2 separate regions of the Homo sapiens genome follow, and region 2 is linked to region 1. Evidence: read pairs that join two places in POLR2A ChIA-PET (ENCODE). Cell type or tissue: OCI-LY7. All regions are shown on one strand. Each heading gives the region's core, and the rest is flanking DNA. Links, peaks and the distances in the headings are about the cores only.

What was found. ChIA-PET counts read pairs that join two places held together with the same protein. Peaks named below come from ENCODE experiments on the same cell type or tissue, not always from the same donor. Only the 100,000 strongest peaks of a DNase experiment are listed, where the experiment ranks them.
Region 2: POLR2A ChIA-PET joins it to region 1 with 5 read pairs; 2 of 35 experiments call an interaction of 5 or more read pairs at or near these places.

The regions. Positions count from the first base shown.
Region 1 is chr4:118,923,803-118,937,058 of GRCh38, forward strand. The region is part of intron 1 of SYNPO2 (synaptopodin 2); the gene reads left to right. Among named protein-coding and RNA genes, the nearest start is that of SYNPO2, 42 kb to the left of the region's middle. In OCI-LY7, for the core only: no CTCF peak of the experiment used is centred there; no DNase peak of the experiment used is centred there.
Region 2 is chr4:118,758,019-118,766,831 of GRCh38, forward strand. It overlaps SEC24D (SEC24 homolog D, COPII component), which reads right to left. Exons shown (of 23, transcript NM_014822.4): 10 at 6,784-6,899. Among named protein-coding and RNA genes, the nearest start is that of SEC24D, 74 kb to the right of the region's middle. In OCI-LY7, for the core only: no CTCF peak of the experiment used is centred there; no DNase peak of the experiment used is centred there; H3K4me3 peaks cover 810 bases; H3K27ac peaks cover 884 bases.

The DNA of each region.
Region 1 (13,256 bases), core at 4,052-6,551:
TTGAAACTCCTTCTCAGCTTCCAGAACCACTCTTATGGAAAAATTCTTGCACGAGGAAAGGACAGACATTTCAATAGACTGCACTCAAAAAAAAAAAAAAAAAACCTGAGTTCATGTGGCAACATGTTTTTTAAGAAAGTCTTGAATGAATTGTTATTCTAAGTTTCAATTAATGATGATCTCAGCTGGAATAATTTGCACTTTTATGTAATTTGTGTTTCAATACATATGTAGTTGACGGGAGCTGTCTAGATACATCAGATTTACACATCTGTCAGTAAATCAAAGATTTAAATGTGAAAGGCAGTACCCAAGTGCTCCGTGTGGGTGTATAGCATTCCCCAGCAGATTAAAGACCAGCAAGTCAATACAAAGTTACAGACATATCAAAAAGCAATCTCTTATGTTACAGGTATATCCTTATTCCAGGACTGTACATGTCTGCAGAAATCCTTTGCCCATTTTTCCTGAACGTGGGAATCTACAATTGGCCGGAAAGGGTCAAATGTTAACAGTATATTTTAAATGCAAAATACAGAAACTTTTAATTTGGTGTTGGCCATTGCCTTTTAGTTGTTATCATTAGAGATGAACAGAATTATGAGCATTCTGAGTAACAATGTGGCCCTTAAGAGGGTGGAAATATTTCCCCAAACATGCATTCTGTACATCGGCAACACAGAAGTTACTAGGGGACTCAGAGCAAAGAAGCCCGAGCCCTTGGTCAGTGTGGCTGGATGGTCATGGATGCTGGCATTTCCTCTCCTACCTCTGCCCACATATACCCATCTTTTCAGACACTTGACAGGCACTTGGCCTTTGGCCCTATCCTGAGATATATGGCACACTTCCTATGTGGACGTGCTAGAGGGCTGTAGAATCTCCAAAATGATATGGAGAAATTTTCTTTCCAATTGTCTTCTCTGACCAGGCAAAGCTCAGTATTTGGAAATTGGACAATCTATCCTGCTGGTATATCTGCTGTTTTAAAGGAAGATTTTTCTTTAGGCCACTCTATAGGCAATGAAGCAACTCCTCTTTAATTCTATTTCTGTCAGTCTCTCAGTTGCAAAAGCCCAAATAGTGTGCATTTGAGTTGAATAGCTAACATACTACTGGTTTATAGAAAATTATTCTGCACATTTTTGCCCTAGGCACGTAAAGTCTATCACATCACCTCCATGGCTGCAGTACTGCAACCACTAAATTCTTGGAGTGAAGGATAGGCTTGTTTTCCTTGCATGGGATGTGCACAGAAATGCACCATTAATTTCACTGTGGGGCAAGATGTAGCACTTTGCTAGAATCTGTGTTTACAGTTTAATTATTTTGGTGGAGTGCACCGAAGTTTTAAGAATGTGATCATTTCAGTGCCATGGTTATTCAAAAAAATGTGTTTTAGGGAGACATGAGGATGGCACATATCCCTAACATAAGAGAACCCAAGAAAATATAATTTTATTACCTGGACTGACTGACATGTGAAGCCCTTCAGATGTGATTTGCTACCTAGGCTCACCAGCCAGTAATATGCCAGTTTTAAACCAGATGACTGTTGGCCTCAAAAGCCCAGCTGACTTGGAAGTAACACCTTGTCATTTTTTTTTTCTACCTCCAAATCCCACTCCAGTGGCATGTTTTTCTAGTCATAGTTTATTATCGTCACCTATGTCTCAGGCTGTCCACCTTAGTACAAGCCCCAGGTCTGCAGAGCTTGTGATCTTTGTCATTGTTTCCCCCTTGTCCTTCAAGACTGGTCTGTAAGGACAGAGGCCTAGATATCTTGAGCTCTGCAGCTTTTCCAGAACAACATTCATTACCTTTAGACTTATTAAAATCTAATCCTAATAGGGTTCCTGAAGTAGTTGTATTCAATTATTAAAATCAGCGGGTCAGTTTAATTCTGTCCCCAGTATATTTTTAAGAAAAGGAAATGGGAACTATTTTAAGGATAAACAAGTGATGTATGCCTTCCTGCACAAACTTATGGGTGGGGTGTGTAATTATAATTCTGCTCGGTGAGTTTGGATAACAATTACAGTATAGAGTTGGTGCTCTGAAATCTCAGTGTGACAATTCCCCAACCTTGACATTTCAGAAATTTCCAGATATTTAAAATAAACGTCTAAGAAGTACCATGATTTTTGCTAGGTACTGGGCAAACAAAGATAAATTAGACATGGATCCTGCCTCCAAAATGTGCACAGTAGTCGGTGGGAGGGCAGTAGATTATCCACCAGGCAGATGAGTAGGAGAAATATGGTTGCAGGAGATGGAGCATGCCAATTTGCAGTGACAAAGGTGTAGCATGGAGTGTTTGCAGAAATGTAAGCACTTCCATGTGAATGGAGAACGCAACTGGGGATTATAGGAGGTGTGCTAGAGAGGCAGGCAGAGGCCAGATTAGGTAGGCTATTGCAAGCAATGATACAACTCTTCCTCCTGTGAGTAGGTGATAGGGAACTATTCAAAGCATTAGCAAAAATGAATTTTTTTCACATAATTCTTGAGTCCTGGTGAGAGAGGAAAAATACTTTTTATATATGTATGGAGCTGCTGGGAAGCTATTTCAACAGTGGAATATAAAGATGTGAATTATGACAGCTGGAGTGGGCTGAGGTAAATAGGACATTGTTAAGAAATGTTTAGGTAATGCAGTAGAAAGGTTTTGATGATCAGTTAGAGGTAAGAAAAAGAATAATAAAGGTGATTAAATATTCTTTCTGCCATGGTTAAATGGTAATGGCACATAATTAAAAGGTAATATATTGCACTTCCTGGAGTTGTATGGTGCAAATCTATACAAAAACACACAGCAACCCTGAGAGCTGGGTTGCAGTTTGGTCTCTGAACTTTTTATCAGTTAAAGCAAAGAAAAGAATATGATCAGTTAAAAGAGGCACCTTGTTAAATGGTGTAATGAAACAAAAACTGAAAATGCTGTAAGTTATAAAATGTAATAAATGTAGATGATGATTATTATAGTCAAATAGGCTTTTCTCTAGAGGAGCAGGGTGCTGTTGTCCAGCTCCCTTAAGTCTGTCAAATCCCCACAGTACACGAGCAGATTCCCTTCTTCCAGACCTTTCATCCACAGGGAATGAGAATGCTTCTACTCTATGCGGGATGCCACTTGGTTAACGGGATACTGAAGCAGCATTGATTTACCCTCTATTGGTCCCTGCGTAGGGCACCCCTGCTCATCAATTGAAATCTATTTCTTAGAGGCAAACTCAGGGAGACACTGAGCTGTCCTCCTGTATCACCTTCACTCTTCTTCTGGAGTCTTCTCCCTCTCCTTTTTTCTTTTCAAGCAACACCCAAAACTTTCATGCAAGTTAACTGTCTTGGTCTGTCTTGCTAGTTTGCCCAACATGCACAGCTTTGCCTGGATCCTAGCAGGTTCTGGGCAGAGAGGCAAGATGAAATTTCTGCCATGGATATTTTCTGCATTAAAAAAATCCATAATTTGACATTATTCAGGTATTCACTCTTCATTTCTTTCATTGACTGTAGCTGCTGAATTCTCTTTATTTTTTATTATTGATAAGACATAATGTTAGGATCAAAAAGGGCCCTAAAGATGACCTTGACCAGTCCTGTACTTTGACAGATGAGGAAACTGAGGCCTAGAAAAGTAAAGTGAATCATTAAAGGCTATACAACTGGGTGGTATCTGAACCGAGTCTAAAGCGCAAGTCCTCTGACTCTCAGAAAAGTCTTTCTTCCATTACCATGCTGTTTCCCAGGGCTTTCTTGAAATTTCATGTAAGAAAGAGAGAGAAAGAGGTATGTGCTTGAGTTTCAAAACTTTGGAGAGTGTTGAATATTTAATGTCCTGACTACAGAGTTTGCAAATGCTGTGCTGCTACCTAGTAATTGTTATTAAACAATGAGATAGATAGATAGATAGATAGATAGATAGATAGATAGATAGATAGATAGATGATAGATAGATATATAGATAGATAGATGATAGATAGATAGATAGATAGATAGATAGATATCATTTGAATTTTTATAAAATTTACCTGTGCTATCAACTTTGGAAAAATGCATTCTGCCTGTATGTGTTGTACTGGCATTATACAGAAATTGGTCAGGAAACTGTGTTGATCTACACAGATTAAACTTTGCCTTTATAATGGAAATGTATTAAATATGTACATTTGTGAATACTTCTTGAACTCCATCCTGGGAGGAGGAGGTTGTCTGCAGGGTACTCAGGATCTGCAGAGGCCAGGCTGCTTGGCTCCCATCACAGGAGGTTTGCTAGGCAACCCAGAAGGAGCTTTCAAACAAGCCTAGATATTCCTGCCTGGCCTGCTGCCATTCTCCAAGAAGGCAAGTAGGCACAATAAATTAGAACTGGACGGTAACAGTTCACATGTTGCCCTTTAAGAAGTGTTGATATTTTATGGCAAGAGGTTTGTTTGTACAGAACTAATCAGTCCATGTAGGGGTTTATTAGCTAATTGGTCAGAATCAAAACTTATAAAAAGCATTTGGAAAACAGTCATCTGTGATTACACTGAAGGAAAAAACCCTTAGATGAAGTCAGAAATGTTGATCCTTGAGAAAGCTTGCCAACCTGCATATAAATTTGTGTGGGAAGAAATAAATTTAAAATAAGTCCTTCTATACTAAACTTTAAAACTTCTCCATGCAAGGAAAAAAAAAACCAGATGGCATAGGTTTTATGAGGTCATAACTAGTACTTTGAGACTTGAAATTCCAGACCAGTTCCAGTGGCACCCACATATTTGCAGTAACATTTATGTAGAAAGATTAGACATTACCGAAAGTCTCAGGCCATCCCCATGCAGATACAAAAAGATGCTTTTTCTTTAACCCTCTTTTATTTACTCCTTTATTTTATAAATGCCTGGTGAAGGAGGTTAGCCTGTTTATTAGAGTGAATCAAAATGGTTAAACCTAGTTATCTTGGGATACTGTGAGACAAAGTTTGATTATGTTGTATTTTTGTATTTGTATACTGATATATAAATACCTATGTGGTAAGATGTAAAGCAGCTTCAGAAGCCTTGGGTAATAAATTGTTTCTTGTTCATGAACTAAGCCACAATCCACAGCCATGTACTTTTTGTCCCATACTTGCTTGATTGTAGTACTTATAATCTTGTGATAGACACACTTGTTTAATTAACAGTTTTCCATAGAAGTTTGTGAGCTCTGTGAGGAAGGAACTGTGTCTATTTAATTCACTGTTTCTTTGCCAGCATTTAGGAAAGTACCTGGTCCTTGGCCACATAAAGAAAAAAAAAAGAAAAAGGAAGGAAGATGTATAGAAAGAGATAAAGGAAAAGTAGGAAGGATGGAGGAAAGAAAGGTAAATGGGAAAAAGGAAAGGATGGAGGGAAAGAGAGAAAGGAAGAGGAGAAAGAAGAGGAAGTGGAAGAGCAGAAGCAAATAATAATCATAGTAATAAAGCCAGTTTAGTGGCTACTTTTTATTTGCCATAAAAATAAGGAACTGGCCAATTCTTTGGATCTTTTCAAATGGAATGTTTCTAAGTTTGCATGAGTAACTGAGTTGTATGTATCTCTAAATTTATATCAACATAAAGAATTCTGAGTATCCTATAAGAAAATCATATAGCCTCTCAAAGTTTTAAAACCATAAGGCTTCTAATCTCATTTTGACTATTTATTTAGAAAAAAATAAAAAAAATTTTGCTACATTTTCCTAAGTAAAGTGAAGAGCTGTCTTTTAGTTTTTAATAGAAGAACTTGTACTTCATTTATTCTTCAATGGAATCCCGCCCCTCACTTTAGCCAAATGATTTCTCCAAATCCTCATTTTTTTTTGTTGTACAAATAGAGTCGCTCAATTATCTCCCAAGGCTCTACAAAATCGAAATAACTTTTTCCTAAGCTAATTATTGTGGAAAGTTCCAAAAAGTACATGTGTACATTTTCTAATAAAAATATACAGTGATTATCATAGATCGATTGGTCTGGTTTAAGTCAAATTCCATTAATCAAAACCTTCAATCAACGGATTTATCGTGGATGCATACATTTGGTTTCTAATTTATTTATTGTCTACATTCTGCTTTTAGAAGAAAAGGGAAAAGGACCAATAAGCAGGTGGTTAGTATTAATTTAGTAAATAGAAACTACATCTTCAATAGTATATTGTTGGAATAGATGGTTATAATGATAAACGTCTTTAAATTAATGTTCATAATAATGGCCAGATAGAACTCTAAGAATTTGCAGATAATCTGCTGTTTAAATAACATTGTATTAGGTACTCAAGCAGAGATAATATAGATGTGCCATATATGTTAGCAATAATGAAACTTCTGAGCATTTATTATGTGCCAGGTATAATGCTAATGCTTTATCTACACTTGCCTCATTTAATCCTCACAAAAGTCCTATGAGAATTGTTTTTCCATTTTACAGACCTAGAAGCTAAGAGAGAAATAAAGTAACTTGTAAAAGATCACACAGTTAGAATTTTAACATAAATTTGATTCTGACTTTTTGTCAGTTGTTCTAGTTATCATATTTTAGTACTTTTTATCATCTCCTTCATTGCTTCCTTCCCACCCTTACTTAAACTGTGTGGTGCATACTTCTGTATAGCATTTGCATATTGTATGGGAATAATTTGCAGCTTAAAAAAACTTTGCCTTTTTTATGAGAACACAAGCTCTTTGAAGTCATGGTACAGGGTTTTTCCTATTTGCAGCAAAGGGCCTAGGGCAGTGCCTGTAATCTAGCAGAATTCAGCGAATGTTTGTGGAATAAATGAGGGGTTCTATCTGGGTGTATTGCCTCCATTAGATTACAAATAGCATATGCTGGGTGAGGTGGCTCATGCCTGTAATCCCAGCACTTTGGGAGCCCAAAGTGGAAGGATTGCTTGAGCCCAGGAGTTCAAGACCAGCCTGGGGAACATAGGAAGACCCCATATCTACAAAAAAAAAAAAAAAAAAATTAGCCAGGCATTGTGGCACAGCTGTAGCCCCAGCTACTTGGGAAGCTGAGGTGGGTGGATCACTTGAGCCCGGAAGGTTGAGGCTGCAGTGAGCCATGTTAGTGGCACTGCACTCCAGCCTGGGCATCACAACACTACCTTGCCTCAAAAAAAAAAAAAAAAAAAATGGTAAGTATCTTGAGGAGAGGGAAATATCTCACTTGTGAATTCTTTACCCACAGGGATGACTCAGATTAAGATTTATTGAATTGAATTAAGGATTTAAATGAGTGCTATACAATAAACATTATATTGTTATATTTATTATGTTAACTGAGATGTGAAAATACTATCATATCTTAGATACATGTTCAATAAAGATAGATAAAATACCTTACAGGACTTTTCAATGAAAAAAGAATACAGTTTGTTGGATTCTCACAATAAACCTCAGAAATTAAGGATTCATAAGTAAAAAAAAAAATTCAGGATTGAGGGGTCTATGACTTGTCCACATTCACAGAGCTATAAGTAGGAGAGCTGGGATGAGAACCTAGGTCTCTGACTATTAGTTTGGGTGCTTGCTATGATATTTAAACTATTATACTACTGACATTTCAATTTGTGAAAACAATTCCCCAAATATCTAGAGTTATTATGCTATTATTGTTTTTAATATTTACTGAAAATTACAAATTGATAGGTTCTTTTGTGAAAAAATTTATACAATATAGCCATGATGTGCTCCCAAGGAGCTTTACTCCTCCAGGAAATGCAGGGAAAACCAATCCTGTGTTGAAATAAATCCATAGCACTCCTTTTCTTTATAATCTAAACTCTATAAAGAACTTATCTCTGCTGTATAGATCAGGAATACCCTGGAGTAAGCGAGGCATAGAAAATTATGTAAGCAAATCAGTGGGATCCCAGATTCTCAGAAACCAGCTCCACACCCAATCCATTACTACCGACCTGTATACAATTAATCTCTTTCCATTCCTTTGGCTAAATTGAATCAAGAGCTCTTTGGTTGGGATTGCCAATAAATGCCTCAGGCTTTTATGGAATGCCTAGTATAGGGACTGCCTTACACATAATAAAAAAATCAGTAAATGTTTGTCTATTTCCTGGGTGAAAACTCCTTACTACGTCAGTCAGTAATTTGAATTTGGTGAGTTACAGTTTTTGTTCTGAATACCGTCACTGCTTCAAATTTCTACTTGTTTTAAACTCTGTTCATATTACTCATTTTGCAAGCTGTGAATCTAGCATAATGAAGTATAGGCAGTGTGCCTGCTGCTATAAGTAAGCCATTGGATTTTGTGGTCATCCACATACTTGTCATCTTTTCTCTCAGAAGGCATCTTTTTTTCTGACTGAAATAGGATCATTTCCAAGCAGTCTTCTATTCATATATTTCTTACTATTTATAAGAATTTTCACTTTGAGGATCCCAGGATGTTCAAAAATAGATGAGAGCATTTTCTTTGGCCTACCTGTATTCTGAGATAGAGGCACCACTGACCCCACAAGAAGTAAGGCACCATTTAAGGTGGAATTCAAAAGAAGATACCAGGTTAGAAAAATAAGTCCTCCGAAAAGCTTCCCATCCTTTCCTTCAGAGTTACAGCAGAGTTTTGAGCTTGTAAACTTGTTTGCATCTGACATGTTATTGTTAATAAAATATTTTATCCTATGAAAGTAAGCATCTTGAAATAATTTATCTTCTGCTGGTTATAAACTTAAATTACTTAGACTGGTTCTGATTTACATTGGCCAACAAATACCTAGATTTAATATTTTGTAGATAATCGATTTTTTTATCCTGGTTAAACAAGAGGCCTTCATAGAAACTGAGCACAGACTAAATTTATGGTTCACGTTCGGCAGAAAATGGTTTTCTCTACGTCAATATTAAGTTGAAACATAAGAACACCTGTGTAAGAATTTGTTTTCTGTAATTTCAAACTGATAACCTTAAATAACCATTGTTAATAAAACTGATAGAAAAGTGGTCGATAGTTCATTGGGATCGTTGTATTGAAACAAGAACCTGTCTTTGTGGAGTGTCCCTTACAAATCTTCCAAGGACTATGTGTGGTCCCTACAACAAAATTTCTCACTTCTCTGTAGCTGTATGAATCTTGCCCATGAATAGCAATGCTGCGAGGAAACATGAACTGTAACATGCTCCACCCTGAAAATTCACAATTTTATTTTAATACCAGAACTTGCTAAAAATCCATTTTTCTAGGAGGAGCACTAAGAAAAAGGCCATAAAAATAAATAATGTTCAAGGAGGAAAGACAAGTGAAAATATTTTATGTCAATGATGAAAAAGGAAATAAGTTCGGGGTTTTCTTAAATTATTTGAATTCAGTTCAAAGGAAAGCCTTAAGTTTCCTTTACAAATATGCTGGCAAAGTAATATTTATTATAGGTTTCCGAAGTTGGACTATATCAAGTTCAATAAGGAACAAGGTAGAACTTTAAGTCATGTTATTTAGGGTAGTGCATCCTGGAATTTTTATTGCAGTGCCATATGTAGGAAATGAAAATATTTCTACAGCATTTTGGGCAAACAGGCAAGGCTGCTCCTGACCAGAGGCTACTGATGTGGGGTCTTAGTCTGCCTCTGGCCCTGGCCAGATGCCCTGAGGACTGAGGGAAAACATCAATACCTTCAGCATATCAATTGGCCACAAGTCAGCAGCCAGGAAAGTTCTATCCTGGAGGCAAGGTTGATATTACTATTTAGCCTCAGTATATGTTTGTAGTTTTCACTTTTTATTTTTAATCACATATAAACATAGATAAGTAAGGATGATAACTTTTGAATCCAGCTAAGGATGACTTATTAATATGTGTCAAAACCCAAATTCTATAGAACCAAGGTTAAGGAGGATTGAAAAACAACATACAGAATAGTTTATGGGTCTTATAGTTCTAGTGTTGAGAAGTTACCAAAACCTTAATCAAATCAAGAAATTATTTAAGCAGTTAATATAATCTGTTCACGAGGTCATTAACACTGTAGGATTTCTAGATTGGTCATAGCTGCTTTTTGCTGTTGTTGTTGTTTTTTTTTTTTTTTTTGGACAGTAACCTTGCAAGGAGAAAAAAAGGATTGAGTTTATACATGTAGGATGAAAAGTTTCTATAAAACTGCTTTAGATCTTTAAATTCTTATTAATTTTTCAGTTGCAATGCTAGTTAACATGGTTTATTCTGAAAGAGATACTGATGGTTATAGAGACCAGTTTTTTGGATAAACTAGGATTTACGTGATTCAGAGATCAGTTTTAGCGAGATCTCTTGATTGCTGTGTAGACCCTTGTATGCAGACTGCAGTTGGTCTCTTTTCACTTTCTGAGAATGGGATACTACTTTACACATAATTGGATAAGAATCAGGAATAATTTATTTGCATGTGTGAAAAATACACTTAAACAGCTTAAATCAAAAGGAGACTCCACTGACCCGTGTAATCGAAAAGTCCATTGGGACACCTGGCTTCGAAAAGGCTGGATCTACTAGTCTCGTGATGTGATCAGGTCCAGGTCTTTCTCTCTTCAATTCTTTGCTTGGTTTCCTTGTTGCTGACTTCATTCTAGGCAAGATCTCTCCTGTGGTTCTAAGATGACTACCAGTTACTGTAGAGACTACATACTTCTCAATGCATAACTCATGGGAAGAAAGCATATTAGTCCCAGAATTCTCAAGACATCAGAACTGGATTAAATTACATGCTCACCCCAACCCAATCACTGTAGCCAGAGAAATGAAATGCACCAAATACTTAGCCTAGCTTCAAACCCCTTCCCACCACTCCACAATGCAATGCCAGTGAACTACACAAGTCATCAAATGGAAATTTATGGCTTTTAGAGTGGTGAGAATGGATACTGGAGACATAATCAACTCTACAATGGAATCTTAGAAATAGAATGAGACTTTAGAATCTTCAGCCAAATGCTTACTGACTGATCAAACTTTATAAAACATTAAGCAAAAATGGTCATTTAGTCTCTGAAGATACCACTCATGCCAATGAACCAGCTACTACCTTCTGAGACTGTTTGATTTTTGAACTGTTCAGTTTGGCAAAGCCTGTCTTATATTGAACATAAATTTGCTTCCCATTGTCCTTTATTCATCGGTGTTTATTTTGCCCTTTTTAGCCACAGAAAGTAAATTCAATCCTTCCACATTACAGCTTTTCTAGTATATATTAAAATATTAATAGTTAAGATAGTTATCCTAAGCTGCTTTCTCCAGGCTCAATATCCCCCATTCTTTCATCTGTTCTTAATATTAAAAAGTTTAGAATACCCTCACTATTTTGGCCACTCTTCTTTGTATAAATTCTAGTTAATCAATTCCAAACTCAGACACACAATTCCATGATACGGACATAGAGACTCCCAGTGAGGCCACTGGGAAGTAGTTTATTGCTATATGTGTGAGTAGAAAGAGACTGAGTCTAAATCTTTTGCAAAATAACTTTAACAGCAGCTTGCTGAATAAGCCAGTCTCAGAAATGATTACCTTCAAGTAAAATATACACAGCCAGAATGAGTGCCAAAAATATGTTTTGGAACATGATCTCTCTAATCTGTAATCATTAATACTGGGCTTAATTGCTTAATTTTTTGTTGTCGTGGACCTGATGTTTGATTTTTAAATTTTTATAAATTATCAGTATTTAAATCAATGTATACATAATAATACAGTTATGTGCTACATGTGATAGTAAACAAAGGACCACACAATGGTGGTCATAGAAGATTATAATACCATATTTTCACTGTACTTTTCTATGTTTAGATGTGTTGAGATACACAAATAAGTTGGCCGTTGAAAAATGCAGGCGCTGGGGCGCCAACCCCCAACAAAGCTTAAAATGTGCGTATAACTTTTGACTCCCCCAAAACTTAGCTATTAATAACTTACTGTTGACTGGAAGCCTTACCAATAACATAAACAGTTGATTAACACATATTAATATCTTGTACACTATATACATTATAAACTGTATTTTTACAATAAAGTAAGTTAGAGAAAAGAAAATCACAAGGAAAACATATTTACTATTCATTAAGTGGAAGTGAATCATTACAAAGGTTTTCACCCTTGTCATCTTCATGTTGAGCAGTCTTCATGTTGCGTAGGAGGAAGAGGAGGGGTTGATTTTGCTGTCTTAGGGGTGGCAGAGGCAGAAGAGGGGAGGAAACAGAAGGGGAAGCAGGAGAGGCAGGCACATGTGGTGTAACTATAACTGAAAACAAATGTGCCTAAGTGAACCCATACAGTTCAAACCTGTGTTGCTCAAGGGTCAACTGTACTTATCATCATCCTACAATTGCCCAGGGTATTCAGTACAGTAACATGCTGTGTAGGTTTCTACCCTAGGAGCAGCAATTGGCTTTGCCATATAACGTAGGTGTGTAGTAGGCTATACCATCTAGGTTTGTTTAAGAACACTCTCTGATGTTCGCCTAAGGGTTCATTTCTCAAACATATCTCCATCGTTAAGCAATGCATGACTGTATATGTATGAACTCTTCAATTTAATGTATTTAATATTTATTAATTTATTTTGAGACAGGGTCTTGCTACGTTGCACAGGCTGATCTTGAACTCCTGGGCTCCAGTGATCCTCTTGCCTTAGCCTCCTGAAGAACTCTTTATTTTTTAAGATAATTCTTTTTATTTTCTCTTATAAAAATGAAAGAGAAAGAATTCCATCAAAATGGCCGTGTTCAGATACTATTCGTAAACTGAACTCTCAGGTCACTGACATTACTGTTAATGCTCTCCAGCAGCGTGATAACCACCCAGGGTACACAGCCTGGAGCATTTTGTATGGGAAATTTGACAAACAGATGGTCCCACAGCTGTTCTATGGGGGTAGACAGCTGTCTTCCATCTATTTCTCCATTTCCCCCATCCTATCCATCACTACTATCTTCTTAAACATAAGATCACTAACAATTATCTATTAAGCCTGTGGTGTCCTCCTCTCTTTCATGAAATACTTACACTGGTGTTAACTCTGAAAAGGACTGGTCCCCATCAGACACAGGAGAAGTGGGAGGAAGTTGAGCAGTGGTTTAAGGAAAGCCTGTAATGAGGTGTCTGGAGCGCCTCTCTCTTCATCCAGTCCACCACCAAGTCTTGTACATCAAATCTACTTCCACAATACACTTCACATACACTCTCTTTCTCCCAATTTTACTGCCACCAGTAGTCTAATCATCATCATCAGCCACTTGGGACTCCTGCAATGACCCCCAAATTTGTCTCTT
Region 2 (8,813 bases), core at 3,455-5,954, 170 kb before region 1:
TATTAAAAAGATAAAAGAAGTTGTTTATTTTCCAGGCTATGACCTGGGTTAGTATTGAATTAGACACTATTACGACATCTAGCACAGAAGGTTCACTTTTGCAAAGCTTTATTATTACAGTTGCTGAAGGGAAAGTACAGAATCATGGCCAGACTTGCTTGTAACACTCTGCCTTACAGGTCGAAATATGTTTGGCACACTAAAAAATTATGCTAAAAAAGAATACATATAATAGTGTTTGTTTTTGAAACTGTAATAAAACTTCATTAACTTGGATGTCACTATTTTAGACTCTCTTCTTCTATCAACTCTTTCCATTTTAAAGATATGAAATTGTGTATGAAAATATAACTGTATACTTTTGAAAACTGTACTATATTTTTAAGTACTGACCTAGTTTTTTACATATTTGCGGTAACATAGAACGTCAGGCGTTTTCTTTATCTGTTTAAAATAATCACTGTGACATAAAGCAGCTGCTACGAACATGTTTTTTAGTTGTTGGTCCCTTTACTGGCTGGTGTTCAAACAGCTTTTAGGAAGTGATCCTTCAGTTGCATCTTACAAAATATTTAGAAAAGAGAGCCACAGGCAAACAACTTTAGTGACCTACATACGGAATAAAGAATTTAGACCAACTTAATTTTTAACTTCATAATAAATCACAAAAATTTTCTAAAATTGTATTTTAATTATTTTAAAATTAGATGACAATGTCTGTAAATTATCTTTCTGATTCATTCTATATCCACTACAAGGCTAGAGATAACTTTTTAAAATAAAATCCTTCATTTTAAATAAAAACAAATTATAGGACTTAAAAATCATCATCCTGAAAACTTCAAGCCTTTGCCAAAATCAGACCAACAAAGAAATGAAGGAATTCTGCTATGTGAATAATTTTTATTGCAAATCATTCCTGATTCACACCTACTTTAATTCACAGCATAGACTTGTGCTGATTTATAATGGATGAAAATAACAACCTTTCCATTAGTTAAATCAAAACCTCTTTGTGACAAACCCAAGTGTGCTGTACCATTCTTTTAATCTCTTCTATCAGCATTACCAATTCCTCATGGAATATTTTCCACATCTCCAATTTGCACATTTCTACAGAAATGCTTCACTATAACTGGTTTTTGAAATATTCAAAATTAATTCATCGTTCCTCTAAATCACATTCTCTTCCCATTTCTCTATATGGGAATAACGTCACTACATGCCAACTCAAGGCTTCAAAGTGTGAAATTAGATTTGGCTGTTCCTTTTCCTTCAATAACTGAGTCCCATTGTTTTCACTTTCAGAATGATTCTTTAACAATGTTTCGGCCCATCCCTACTCTTAACCATCTGAAAGCTTGTCATCTTGTGCCTAGATAACTGTCATGGCTTCATCATTAGCTTTCTTAATCTATTTCTCTACCCATTCAATCCAGCTGGCTTTGTCCAGCCAAGCTTAACATGTATGTACTCTATAAAATGCTGGTTTTCCATGCCACCTTACTACAACTGCTCTCTTAAAGGTCACTGAACCATCCAGATTGCAAAGTACAGTGACTTGAAATAAAAATCCAGCTCTTATCCTAGATCTCTTCTATCTCTTTGCAACTTCAGGCACACCAGACCACTTTGGCTCTCTTAGCTGCCAGGACACTGAAGCATCATTTCCTCTCCCAGTTCTCTAACTGTTGCTTCTGTTTTTCATTTTCTCATCTTTATCCAACTTCTCTCCTCCCACCCACGTCCATCACAGAAATCTCGTTCATTTGCTCAGTTTTAACCAGCACCTCTATATAGGCAACTCTTCAAATTCTTTCTCATCATGATTCCTTTTGAGCTCAAGACCAGCATTCCAATTAACTACAGCACACATCCACATAAAAGTTCTGCCAGCACCTTAGACTCAAAATTTTAGAGATTATGACAACATCTCTCCAACTATACTGGTCTTTCCTACAAGAAACTTATAAAAAAACACGATAAGCTAAAATAACCTGGGCTTGAAATCTCACTGTCTCCATGGACTTGTCCACCTCACTTAGCATCCACAACCAGTTAATTGTGAAGGCCCACGTGGCTCTTTTAGTTCCAGTAGCCAAATTTAGATCCTCAATTTCTCTCTTTTTCTATTATTTTTAATTGTGGCGAAGAAAACATAAAAATTGCCATCTTAACCATTTCAAGCGTACAGTTCAGTGGCATTAAGTGCACTCACAATGCTGTGCAACCATTACCACCATCCATCACAGAATGCTTTTCAGCTTGCAAAACTGAAACTGTACCCATTAAACAACCTCTGTTTCCTCTCTCCAGCACCTGGCAATCACCATCCCATGTTCTGTCTCTATGAATTTGACTATTCTACATACCTCATATAGAATCATTCCATATTTATCCTTTTTGTGGCTGGCTTATTTTACTTAGCATAACATCCTCAACATTCATCCATGTTGTAGCATGGGTCAGACTTTTCTTCCTTTTTGAGGCTGAATGATATTCCATTGTACGTATATACCACATTTTGCTTATCCATTCTTCTTCCATAGACACCTGGTTGCTTCCTCCTTTTGGCTATTGTGAATACTGCTGCTATGAACAAGGATATGCAAATATCTTTTTGAGACTCTGCTTTCAATTATTTTGGGTATATACCCAGAAGTGAAACTGCTAGGTCATATGGTAATTCAATTTTTTTTTTGTTTGTTTAAAGAAGTCTCACACTGTCACCTGGGCTGGAGTGCAGTGGTGCGATCTCGGCTCAGTGCAACCTCCAACTCCCGGGTTCAAGCGATTCTCCTGCCTCAGCATCCCAAGTAGCTGGGATTACAGGTGCCCACCACCAATGCCAGCTAATTTTTTTTTTTTATTTTTATTTTTAGTAGAGACGGGGTTTCACTATGTTGGCCAGGTTGGTCTCAAACTCCTGACCTCGTGATCTGCCCGCCTTGGCCTCCTGAAGTGCTGGGATTACAGGCATGAGCCACCGCACCTGGCCGGTAATTCTATTTTTAATTTTCGGGGGAATTATCGTACTACCCTCATTTTCTCATAGTTGGACAACTACATTAATTTCTAATGTTCCCTTGCCTCTAATCTCTCCTCTCATTATACAGACTGCTGTCAGAATAAACTGTCTGATGCTCAATACAGATCACAATGCTTCCTTCTCTGAGAACAGGAAATTTACTGAGTCCTCAGAGCCTAGCACAGAGCATGGCACCACAAACAGTGCTCATTAACTGTTGACTGAGTGAATGAATGCATGGATGAATGAATGGAACAACTCCACCTTCACCTTTAATTGTCCTCATGGCCTACTGAATTAAGGTAAGTTCTTCAATGGCCTGACATTCAAGACTTACCATGATACTCATTTAACAAACATGTATAAAAACCTAAGAAATCAAAGATACAATGCTGGACCCAGGGGAAAATAAAAAGATAGACTGCGTCTCAAAACAATGTCCCAGCTTTACTTCCCATTATTCCCAATACACATTCTCCCAACAATTTAAGTAGTTTACATTTCCAAAATATCTCCTGTCCAAAAGTCACAGACTAGTGGGCCTAAGCCAAGAATTTGGCTGGAAAAGTGTTTTGTTTGGCATAGTGTTTGAAAAAATATTTGAATTTGAATATGTTTTGAGGGAAGGGGGAATATACTCTCTAATTATCCTGGTCCATGTCACTTCATCTACAATGTCTGCCTAGCCCCTAAAGAAATCTGAGTAAATTGTCAATAAGTTTGTGAAACTATTTCTGCTCACTGTCCTAGTTGTCATGTCCAGGCTCATAATCTAATCAGCTCAAATGTCACTTCCTCTATGAAGCCTTCCCAATCCTGTTTTCTTACGGCACTATGATTGTTCTATTCTTACTGCATTTATCATATTTGAGTTTATATGAAAACTATAGACATTTCTTATCAGGTCTATACATTGTAAGTACCTTGAGAGCAGGTTTATTATCTTGCTAATTTTGTTATGCCTTACAGCACACAGACAAGTACCTTAGACATGTTAGGCATCTGGTAATGTCAAAGTGAATTAAAATTAAGTGAAGAAACTACATTTTTGTTCAGAAAAAAAAAAAAGCTGACTTGGATGGAGACTTCACATTTCAAGTACACTTTACATGCAGATATATTCCATAAACTTATTAATGATAAACTCTCAGTTATATGGCAAAGCTGAGGCCTTTTTTTTTCTGAGGGAACTCCAGGATGATTGTGTTAATACTTGCTCATGTATACACAGTGTACTGATTAGAGAATAGGGCTTCTGTGATCACACAGATACGGTTTTCAGTCTGGCTCTGTTACTTTCTGGATGTATGGCCTGAAGCTGGCACTTACGCGGTCTCTAAGCCTAAGTTTCCTCAAGTAATGATGGTACGCACCACATGGGTTCACCGTGAGGACTAAATGATACAATACATAGAAAGAATTTAGCCTACAGCTTGGCACATGGTAAATGTTCAATAATGTTAATTTTACCATCTAAAATCAACATTAAGATGAGCCAAGATGAATAGGAAAATGTGATTTTGTAATTCCTCTTTCCAAGTGCATGGTGTAAAAAATACATGTACAAATTAAATAAGCTTTTTCATTGTCTGAATAGCTAAGCCAACTCATTATTATACTTTATTTACATTTTAAATTATAATCAAATTTGAAGATGTTTACAGCATATTTATTATGAACTCTACTTGGAATAATAAAAGGAAGATTATGCTTACAAAAAGTTCTTCAAAATGTACAATTTTTATTTGGTTCCTTGCCTGGCTGGGTGAGATTTCCCATCAATTAGACTTCTGGAATATTTCCAGATAACAGAGTTTGAAGATACTAAGACTTTTGTTCCCAGAAACAGATTTGACTCTCTGCCTAAGTTACTACTAAAAAAGCATATAATCAAGATCATGTCACTTTTTTGGCAGAGAACTAGAAACTGAGAGCAGGGTTAGATTTATACTATGGTTGCAAAGATCGGCAAATAAATTTTCCATCATTAGTTACAATGGCTTTCTTACATTGAATTAAAACATTAAATGTTTGCATGTTGCCCAATGATTCTCCTTCAGTTAACAGCAGTTAGGAACAACTAAACTGTCCAAAAGTCACTGTATTTTAGGACATGCTTCTTGCCTAAAATAAAGCATTTGTACCAAAAATATTCCTAAATTTCCCTAAGTATGTTCAGATGTTGCAACATCTTAAACTAATAAAGCATCACATTTTCTTTAACAACTAGTTCTACGTAGTATATTGCAAAATAATCATATAAAGTAGTAAAATAAATGCAATAAGTTATGTTAATGGAAAAAATTTTAAGAGCCAGTCAACTGAAAAAAATTCTAGTTAGGAAAAATGTTCATTATCATCTACACTCAATACATGACTGCTCGCCTTGCAAACATCTATGAAAGAAATCTGTGGGTCAGAAGCTGTTTTCTGGGAATTGGGCATTAGTAGGCACTCATTTTTAGAAGAGAAAATAAGAAAATAAGTTAGAATGGCCCTGTTTCTTCAAGTCTACACATGGTGCTTCAGATATGCGCTGAAATCTGAATGATACGCAAGAAGATGTGATTTTCAAATCAGTGAAGAATTTTAAAGCCTTGCAAGGTATCCATAATGATGTCATTGTGACACTGGACAAGGGAAATGGCTAGTCCTGGGAATAGTAATACCCGCAAATTCATTGTTTTATTCATTCCACATACACTGATCAACTACCTATCCCATGGCAGATAGTGTGGTAAATGTCATAAAGATGACGAGGATATCAGAATCTAAGAAGACGGCAGACATATAAGAAGGTTTAAATTCCATGGGGATAAATGCTAAAATAGAGATATAGACCAAATTCCGTGAAAAAACAGAAGCTATAGTAAATAATTACCATGATAAAGACAGAGAAAGTTGCAAATGCATATACACAATTAAAATTTCAGCCAGGCATTACAGAATAGGGAGGGGTTTGCCAGTTGGGGTATGTAAGATGTGACAGGAGAATGGAAAGATACTCTGGTCAGATGAACATCTGGTATAAAGGCATGGAGTTGTCAAAGGGGCTGAGTTCAGAGTATGTGGTGAAAAGTTTTGTATAACTGAAGAGACAGCTGAGGTGATAGTTTGGGGGGCAATGCTTAATGGCCTTACAAAGAAAGCTAAATTTTTTTTAATTTAATTTTTTAGAAAAGAAATAACCAATAGAGGTTTATGAGAGGCAGTGAGTGTGGGGGCGTGTCTCATGGTGACATTATAGAGCAGGAAAATCAAAGGCCAGGATCTCAGCCTGCTGAGATAGACAGTGTAAGGGGGATTCTGAGAGTCCAAACCATCGTGGTAGCAACAGGAGGGAAGGGAGGTACAGAAACACGTCAATAGTCCTACTAACCATTTTGGTTGAGCTTTTCTCTTGGAAGGGAAGTTTTTCTGAGACTCTTTACAAAATAAGGGAGGCAGAGGCACTGTACGGAACTACTGCATTAAGAACCAGGTATATTCTGTCTGGCAAGGACATAAAAAATTATTGTTTTCTATTTCTGACACCACATTTCAGTTTTTAAAAATAATTCCTCCAGTAGATGGTTTGGCAGTTGAATCATGTTAACAACCTAGGAGATGGGATCTGTGTCTTAGGCATTTCTACCACTCCATGGTACCACCAAAATGCTTTGTTTGTGAATCAAGAGTCAGTTCTTTACATATGAAAGTTATTCACTTGAATTTAACATCAATGTATAAACACTTGAAGTTCTGGGAACACTTACTCTGCAATAATCCAAAGTGGCAACATATTCATAAGATCCTAGAGATAACTCTGGTTTCTCATAGTGGTCCAGTCTTCTTCCAATGTGGTCCAGATGTTGGAAATAGAATGGTGGAACTAATAAAAACAAAATAGGAAAGAAAATATTTTGTTTTCATAAACACAGACAATTTAGTAAGTTCTCAAAATTTATTATGAGAGGAAAGGAGTTAGTATCTGGAAAAATGTATTTTAAAGCTGGAATGTAGTATACCGTAAATACCTACTATTTTAAAAACATGTCTTGGAAAAGAGGAGGGTTCTTATTCTATAAGTTATTGATGACAAAGAACATTTATGATTTAGACCATCCTAGAGAAACAGGGTATAAAAGTATTGGTGTTTTTAAGTTGTCACAACCCAAATTCAATTGTCCCCATTTTATTACCTCTTTTAAAAAGAATTCTGACTTTTCTAACTATTTGAATTTTTAATATACCTAACAGAAATAAACATTCGTTATTTGAACTATACTATGAACTACAATATTTATTATGCTTTAATTAAGAGATGTCTTCACCCATGTGGAGTTTGCATGGTAATCTTTTAATGTTTGCGCTTAAGAGTGGAGAGGATTACTGTATTAGGGAAAGACTACACCACTAAGATCTCAGCTAAGGAACTTTAATTTGATTCAAATGTCTAAGAAGGTTAGTTCTGGCAAAGATCTGGAAGTCATCCAATAGCACAGGAACACTTATGAGTCACATACTGAGCACTTGGACAAATATGGCCTGGTATCTCTGTAAAAACGAACTCCTGTTGCCTTGAGATTAATAGGGCTGGCTACTAAACCACTGCCAATAAAAGTATTTAGAAAAACTACCAATGCTCTGGTTTTAAACTTTTTGTAAAGAACAACATTGCCATTTGTAAAAACCATACAAATAATGCTTCTTGTTTTTAAGCCAACAATTTGGCATTATTTATTGTTAGCTGTGAAACTGACATAAGAATAACAAGACTGTTTTCTGAGGTTGTTCTTTTTTTAAAAAAAAAACCCACTGAGGCTTGATTGTTCTACGTTGTTACTGTATCATGGCCATTTCTTTTAAAGTAAATTTTATAAGGTTCTTATGCACATATGGATCTCTGAATTTGGAAGATTCAACTTCTTGAAAAGATTACATAAGTAGCAACTGACAGGCTCAGCTGAGGTAAGTAAACTTTGAGGGTCTTAAATTGCTATTTTGTTACATTTAGATGAGATGGAGGATGCTGCCTCGGCTATCTTAGAATGCATAGTACAGTAGTTTCCACATAGTATAACATACAATTCATTCACATCTACACACAGAAATGTAATATGTGAAATGTTTTCCCTTTAAATTTTATTTTATATTCATTAGCATTTAATATTGTCTATCATCTTTTGTAAGCCAACATTCAACTCATACCATAAATCATGTACTACCCTTTGGCCCCTGTCTTCCTGCATGTCTCTGACCACACATACTCCCCACTGGACAATCTCTGGACACTTTGCAAGGAAATAAGAGTGGAATCACTAAAGCAAGCCTGCTGGGTTCTTTCTAACTCCAACAAACCTCTGTCTTTGTTAAACCTAAAAGAAGACAGGTGTCAGCATACATCTATGGGAGTCTGGCTTCCTTGTAGGGACACATATTTAAGCCTAGTGTGAATAATTCTATTGGAAAATAAACATGGCAGCTTCCTAGGAATGGATACCTGAGGGAACATAATCTGCTGTGTTGAGACACAAGAATTCTGAGTCGTTTTTCTCTTCCTGGAAGTGGCTGGGCCTTTTAAGGCCCTGAGCCGACACTTTGGGTAGGAGGCCAAAGAGTCACAGCAAACTGAAGATCCTTGCTGCTCTTCATGGTGGGTATGATTTTGGTCACCTTTCTAAGAAAGCTGGGGGCTTGGGTGAAGACATCTGAGGAGCTGGTGGGCTCGCTGGAGGACTTTGTCCAAATGCTTTGGGAGAAGCCTCTGTCCCTTCTCAGGATTTTTTCCTCTAAAACTAAAGCA